Linked DNA regions of Homo sapiens: region 1 is linked to region 2. Evidence: chromatin contacts called from ENCODE POLR2A ChIA-PET data. All regions are on one chromosome and are shown on one strand. Each heading gives the region's core, a stretch centred on a gene start or an enhancer-like site at or near the end of the contact. The rest is flanking DNA. Distances are from core to core; before and after follow the strand shown. Region 1 overlaps SIPA1L3 (signal induced proliferation associated 1 like 3). Region 2 overlaps SIPA1L3 (signal induced proliferation associated 1 like 3).

Region 1 (3,036 bases), core at 419-2,918, 180 kb before region 2:
GCCCAACTTGGGCCACACTGAAAAGTGGGGGCCTTATAGTATCTACTTATTGGGGTCACGTGAGAATCAAACAAGATCCACACGTCTTATGTTCAGGATGGAGCATGCCCTGTGTGCCAGGCACGTTACAAGTGCCTTGTGACTAAGACGGTGGCACCTGTTTCCCATGGGGGACACGGGATGTGGAACAGAGTACAGTGACACAGAATGACAGCCTGGGCTACTGAAGGCCAGGAGGACCTGTTTGAGGGGGTGGCATTAGAGCGAGTCCTCATGAGCTGCACCCAAGAAGATCTGGAGGGAGCTCACTGGAGGCAGCAGTGAGAGCCAGTGCAAAGGCCCTGGGGTGTGCCTGGACGTGGAGAGTGTGAGGAACAGCAAGAGGCCAGTGTGGCTGGAACAGAGCAAGGAGGGGAGAGTGGATGGGAACGAGGGCAGAGGTGAGGGGCAGATCATCCAGGCTCTGAGCGGGAGTTTCGGCAAAGAACATGGCGCCTGGTATAAACGTGTGTAGTCAATGTGAGCCTGCATCATTAATCCCGGGAGCATGGGGAGGCTGCTGAGTTTTTAAGCAGTTTTAATCATCAGTCTAGTTTTCAGAATCCCCTCTGGCTCTCAGTGTGAGCTCAGCACACTTGCCTGCTGATATCTCCAGGGACACTGTTTCTGTCTCCTGACACGTCTCTCCCTCCAAGCTCTGTGTCATCCCCGGATTTGAATGTCTCCATGTAGGTCATGAAAGATGACACTACAAAGAACAGGATGGAGGAGGGCAGAGCCCCTCACTCAAGAGACGTGAGCCTTGACCCAGGCTTCCTGGGCTCTGATCCAGGCTGTGTTCCTCACCAGCCCTGTGACTCTGGGCCTCAGCTGCCTCATCTGTAAAAGGGGGAGGACAGGGGCCGGGCGCAGTGGCTCACGCCTGTAATCCCAGCACTTTGGGAGGCTCAGGCGGGCAGATCACTTGATACCAGGAGTTCAAGACCAGCCTGACTAACATGGTGAAACCCCGTCTCTACTAAAAATACGAAATTAGCCGGGCTTGGTGGCGCATGCCTGTAATCCCAGCTTCTCGGGAGGCTGAGGCAGGAGAATCGCTTGAACCCGGGAGGCGGAGGTGGCAGTGAGCCGAGATCACGTCATTGTACTCCAGCCTGGGCAACAAGAATGAAACTCCGTCTCAAAAAAAAAGGGGTGGGGTGGGGGGAGGACAGGTCCACCCCCATGGAGCTGTTGTGGGATCCAGTAAATTCATTCGCATCAAACCACTTAGAACTGAACCTCGATGTGGTGAGTGCTCAGGCAATGTTAGCTCCTGTATCCTCCGACTGAAAAACAAAACCCTTTCTCAACTGCACACCCCTCTCCTCTTTCACTTTAAAGCAAAATGCCCCAAATGAACTGCTCACGCAGCTCCTCAATTCTGCCTCACCCTTTTCTCCTGAACCCTCCGGCGACCTCTGGGAGGATTAACCCTATATAGTCGGTTCTCAGTCTCATCACCCTGGCCTGGGCCCAGCCTCCTCGCCCGAGCTCCGCCTCTCCTGGCCCTGGCCCCGCCTCCGCACCTCTCCGCCTCCGCACCTCCCCGCCTTCCCCGGCTTCTCACTTTGGCTCAACATCAAGGGGTTTCAGTCTCAGTCCCACATTTCTCCTCTCTCCACACCCTGCCTTAGGGGCTCTTCCAGCCTCGCAGCTCTAGGCTGATAACACCCAAAGTTCTCCCTCCAGCCTGACCTCTCCACTGAATTCGGGATTCCTTACTCAAGGGCCCCCCTCACGCCTCCGTCTGGATGTCTCCTGCGAATCTCGCACCGAAGCATCCAGGATTGAGCTACTGTGCCTTCCCCAAGCCTGCTCCCCACTCAAGGCAAGTCTGTCCTCCGGGCTTCAAGACGACGCACCATCCTCAACCCCTCTCTTTCTCTCACACCACATCCACCCTGCCAGCAAGCCCGGTCTGCTCCATTTCAGATAATCTATCCGGAACCGCCCCCTTCTCACCCTCTCCGCCCCCACCCTGCTCCCGCCCCTTCGTCTGCGCCTGGACCATGACAGCAGCTCCTCCCTGCTCCTCGCAGGCTGTTCCCCACACGCAGCCACAGCGACCCTGGAATGCCCAATTTAGATCCTGCCCCCTCTCTGCTCCATGCCCTCCCGTGGCTCCATCTCAGTCAGGGAAGATGCCAAGTCCCTTCCACGTGGCCCTCAAGACCCTCCATGGTCTGTCCCCATCCCTCCCTGACCTCATGTTCCCACACCCTCCCCTGGCCCAAACTGTTCCAGCCACCCCGGCCTGCCCACAGGCAACCGTGTCACTCACTGCCTCAGGACCTCTGCAGCTGCTATGCCTTCTCCCTGGAATGTTCCACACCCGGATATGGCACAAGGATAACCACCATTGACCTATTGCGTGCTTCTCTTATTCTACTTATTGTTGGTCACCCCAAATGGAATGCCAGCTCCCCAAGAGGGGTTCTCGCCTGTCCTGCTTGCAGCTGCAGCCCCAGTGTGTACACTGGTACACTGGCCCACAGTCGTCTGTGCAATGACAGCATGTGGCATCACCCTCTTTCCGCCCCGGAGACGCCCTGGTGTGGATCTGGCGGGCGCCTCGCTGGACGTCCAGGCACTTACTTCTTTGGGTCACTGAAGGGGAGTGGCCGTGGTGGGGGCTCCTCCGTTCTCTTCCACCCTGTTGGGTGCTTATTGCGTACAGGCTGCTTGGAGAAGAAGGACTTGGGGACGGAGGCGGAGAGCTGAAAGGGGCTGGGCTGGGCCAGCTGGGAGGGCCGAGGAGTCTCTGCACTGGCAGTTTTGTAAACCTGAGCGGGGTAGCCAACCCTCGAGCCCATGTCACTGCAAAGCAAAAATGAAAGAGATAAAAAAAACCAAATCCATTCCACATTTGGCAAGACAGAGCTATTGAAGTTTACTCTTGGGAATCAAAAAAGTTCATTTGCACAAGACAGACACAAATATATTACCGCTGTGGAAAATTCCAACAGTATAGACGCCTATCTGTAGAAAAGGGAA
Region 2 (3,264 bases), core at 279-2,778:
GAACATGCGGTGACTCTCTCTGGGGGCCTGTACTGAAACGTGTATTGCTCAGCAGTCTGTGATGGCCAGGCTTCCTGTCCAGTAGAATACAAAGCAGAAAGACAGACTGAATATAAGAGAATGAATAACGCAGATCTAGAGGTGGGGAGTGAACAAGTGAGGAAGAGAATGCAGATACAGTGGCATGTGTGTCCTGGTTCCAATCCCAGCACCCAGCCCGCCCTTCCTCTATGGCAGGTTTTGCAACCAGCCTGCTAGTGTGAGCTCACCCCTCTTATTAGTGATTGGTTCGGGGAAGATCACATGACCAGTGCTAGTCCAATCAGACAGGAGCTCTGAGGTTTTGCATGATAGTTCGGGACAGATACCTTCTTTTTCTTTCAGGACAGGGATAAGGACACAAGCCTGAGCGGGTCCTGGCAGCTGGTGTGCAACTTTCAGGGGAGCCACGTTTGAGGATGACACTGACATCAGAGGGAACAATAAAGAGACAGAAGGAAAATGGGTCACTGGCAATAGCCCCAGGCTCCTGGACCAGCCAGCCCAGACATCTGCCCCACCTCTGGGCTTTCCAGTTGAATGAGCCAATCCTTTCCCCTAAAATTTATGTCTATTTGAGTTGGTGTTTTTGTTACTTGCAACCAAGTAACTGACTGGTCCTGAGGCTTTCTTCAGGTCTCTGGGCCGCCCCAGGAGCCTCTGGTTAAATGCCCACTTTTTGCCTAAATTGCTGCAGTACAGGAATTTGGCCAATGACTCAACTTGCCGAACTTGCCCACCGCCTCCCCAGCTCTAGAATGGGGATAATTATATACACTTGATTGAGCTGTTAAATGGATTAAAAGTGATTTAAAGACTGTCTAGCACACTGTAAATTCTCAACACGTTAGCAATTACTATTCGAAAGCACTGAAGGGTAGCTGAAAAGTCCCAATCCCAGTGAGCAATCAGCCACATCCCTCCCCTGTCTTGTTTGTAGTTCCTTTGTTCAGGTCAACAAGTCCCCTCCTCACAAACAGTCCCAGAGAACAGCTAACCCAGTTTCTGTCAGAAGGGTGGCAAATCTGGCCTGGGGGTGGGGGTGGGGGATGGATCTGAAATGAAAGAGATTTGACTCAACTTCCCGGTTGCTGGGTGGCGGAGGAAGCCCTCATGAGCTCATTTCTCTACCAAATACAAGCTGGGGTCTAAAGTTTCAAAACACAGGCTGGGGCACGCTGGCACAGTCCCGAGAGAGGACAAAGGAAAGAGGCGGGATGGAAGAGAAACCGCCACATGGCAGGTTCCACAACGAGCTCTCTCGGGAGGAGGCTCCTGGGCTGGATTCCAGCCACATCCGTTCTCTGGGCAGCTACGAGGCAGCAGGAAAAAGGGACCCTGCCACGTCTGTATTTACAGCTGGGAACTGGCGGTGGCACGGGAAACTCGGAAATAAACTCAAGTCAGGAAGTGAGAGGTGCAAGCTGCTTCCATAGCAACGCCCATCTGGGGATCCCTGCCCACAGCCGGAATCATTCAGAAGTGGGGCTTATCTAGAGACATACACCAAATTCACGTTTTCCATTTGCACCCAGAAAATGACACTTAAACTATACTTCCTTGGGGAGCCTCTGTGAATCTCCCTGTACTACAGCTTGAAAAATCCCATTCTTCTTCAGAGCACGCAGAACACAGTACTTATCCATATGGCTCTGCGGTTCTTGTGTTTTCTCCCTGGCTGTGGGCTCCACCAGGGAGGAGCTGTGCCTGCCTTGCTCATTGGTGCCTGGCCCAGAGTAGGGTCTTCAGTTGATGTTTACTGAATAAACTCTCCTGTTTTCAGTCTTATTTTTATTTTATCTTTTGAGATGGAATCTCACTCTGTTGCCCAGGCTGGAGTGTGTGAACTCGGCTCACTGCAACCTCCACCTCCTGGGTTCAAGCCATTCTCATGCCTCAGCTTCCCGAGTAGCTGAGACTACAGCAGCATGCCACCACGCCTGGCTAATTTTTTTGTATTTTTAGTAGAGATCGGGTTTCACCACATTGGCCAGGCTGGTCTCGAACTCCTGGCTTCAAGTGATCCACCTGTCTTGGCTCCCAAAGTGCTGGGATTACAGGCATGAGCCACTGTGCCCTGCCAGCACACCAGTGTTAACAGCAGCATTATTCACTATAGCCAAAAGGTAGAAGCATCCCAAGTGTCCATCAACAGATAAATAGATAAGCAAAATGTGAGATATATATATATACATATAAATTTTTTTTTTTTTTTTTTTTTTTTTTTGAGATGGAGTCTCGCTCTGTCACCAGGCTGGAGTGCAGTGGCGTGATCTCAGCTCACTGCAACCTCCGCCTCCCAGGTTCAAGCGATTCTCCTGCCTCCTGGGATTACAGGCGCACGCCACCACTCCCAGCTAATTTTTGTATTTTTAGTACCGACAGGGTTTCACCATGTTGGCCAGGATGGTCTCAATCTGTTGACCTTGTGATCCGCCCGCCTCAGACTCCCAAAGTGCTGGGATTACAGGTGTGAGCCACCGCACCTGGCCACAAAATGTGATATATACATATCATTATTATTTAGCCTTAAATATGAATTGGAATATTATTTAGCCTCATAAAGGAAGGAAATTCTGATATATACAACATGAATGAACCTTAAAGACATGATACTAAATAAAATATGCCAGCCACAAAAGGACAAATACCGGATGATTCCACTCATAGGAGACACTTACATTCGTCAATCTCATAGAGACAGAAAATAGAAAGGTGGCTTCCAGGGACTGGGGTCTTGGGGATGGAGAATATTGTTTTTCAGAGACAGAGTTTCAGTTTACAAGATGAAAAATGTTCTGTGGATGGATGATGATGGATGCACAACCATGTGCATGTACTGAATGCCACTGAACTGCACACGTAAGGTACATTTTTTTGGTAACTATATCTATCAGTAATGTAACTGGGCATAATAAAATTTCAGAAAATTAAACACTTGACTTCTAGGTTACTAAATGAGTTGTGCATATTTTCTTTTTTACAGTTTCCTTAAAGGTATAACTGACAAATAAAAACTGTTCATACTTAAGGTGGACAACTTGTATATACATATACATTGTGACAAAATCACCACAATCAAGCTAAAGCTAATTATAAAATATAAAAAAAATTTGTTATGTATATTGTGCCACAATAAAAGTTTTAAATGGTTAATTTTGTGTTATGTACATTTTATCATATTTTATCATAATAAAAAAGTACTAAAAAACTGCAGGGCCAGGC

What was found. ChIA-PET counts read pairs that join two places held with the same protein, here RNA polymerase II (POLR2A).
Region 1: POLR2A ChIA-PET joins it to region 2 with 10 read pairs in BJ. The contact joins two enhancer-like sites. POLR2A ChIA-PET finds 5 or more read pairs at or near these places in 4 of 52 experiments (BJ, OCI-LY7, WTC11 and 1 more).

Annotation. Positions count from the first base shown.
Region 1 is chr19:38,182,342-38,185,377 of GRCh38, reverse strand. SIPA1L3 (signal induced proliferation associated 1 like 3) reads right to left here. Exons shown (of 22, transcript NM_015073.3): 16 at 2,638-2,859. Among named protein-coding and RNA genes, the nearest start is that of SNORD152, 21 kb to the right of the region's middle. Within about 2 kb of position 1,668, at least 7 of the 41 ENCODE cell types and tissues checked have a DNase peak (open chromatin) inside an H3K27ac peak, as active enhancers do.
Region 2 is chr19:38,001,720-38,004,983 of GRCh38, reverse strand. The region is part of intron 1 of SIPA1L3 (signal induced proliferation associated 1 like 3); the gene reads right to left. Among named protein-coding and RNA genes, the nearest start is that of SIPA1L3, 96 kb to the right of the region's middle. RefSeq lists enhancers at 446-565, 972-1,503. Within about 2 kb of position 1,528, at least 36 of the 41 ENCODE cell types and tissues checked have a DNase peak (open chromatin) inside an H3K27ac peak, as active enhancers do.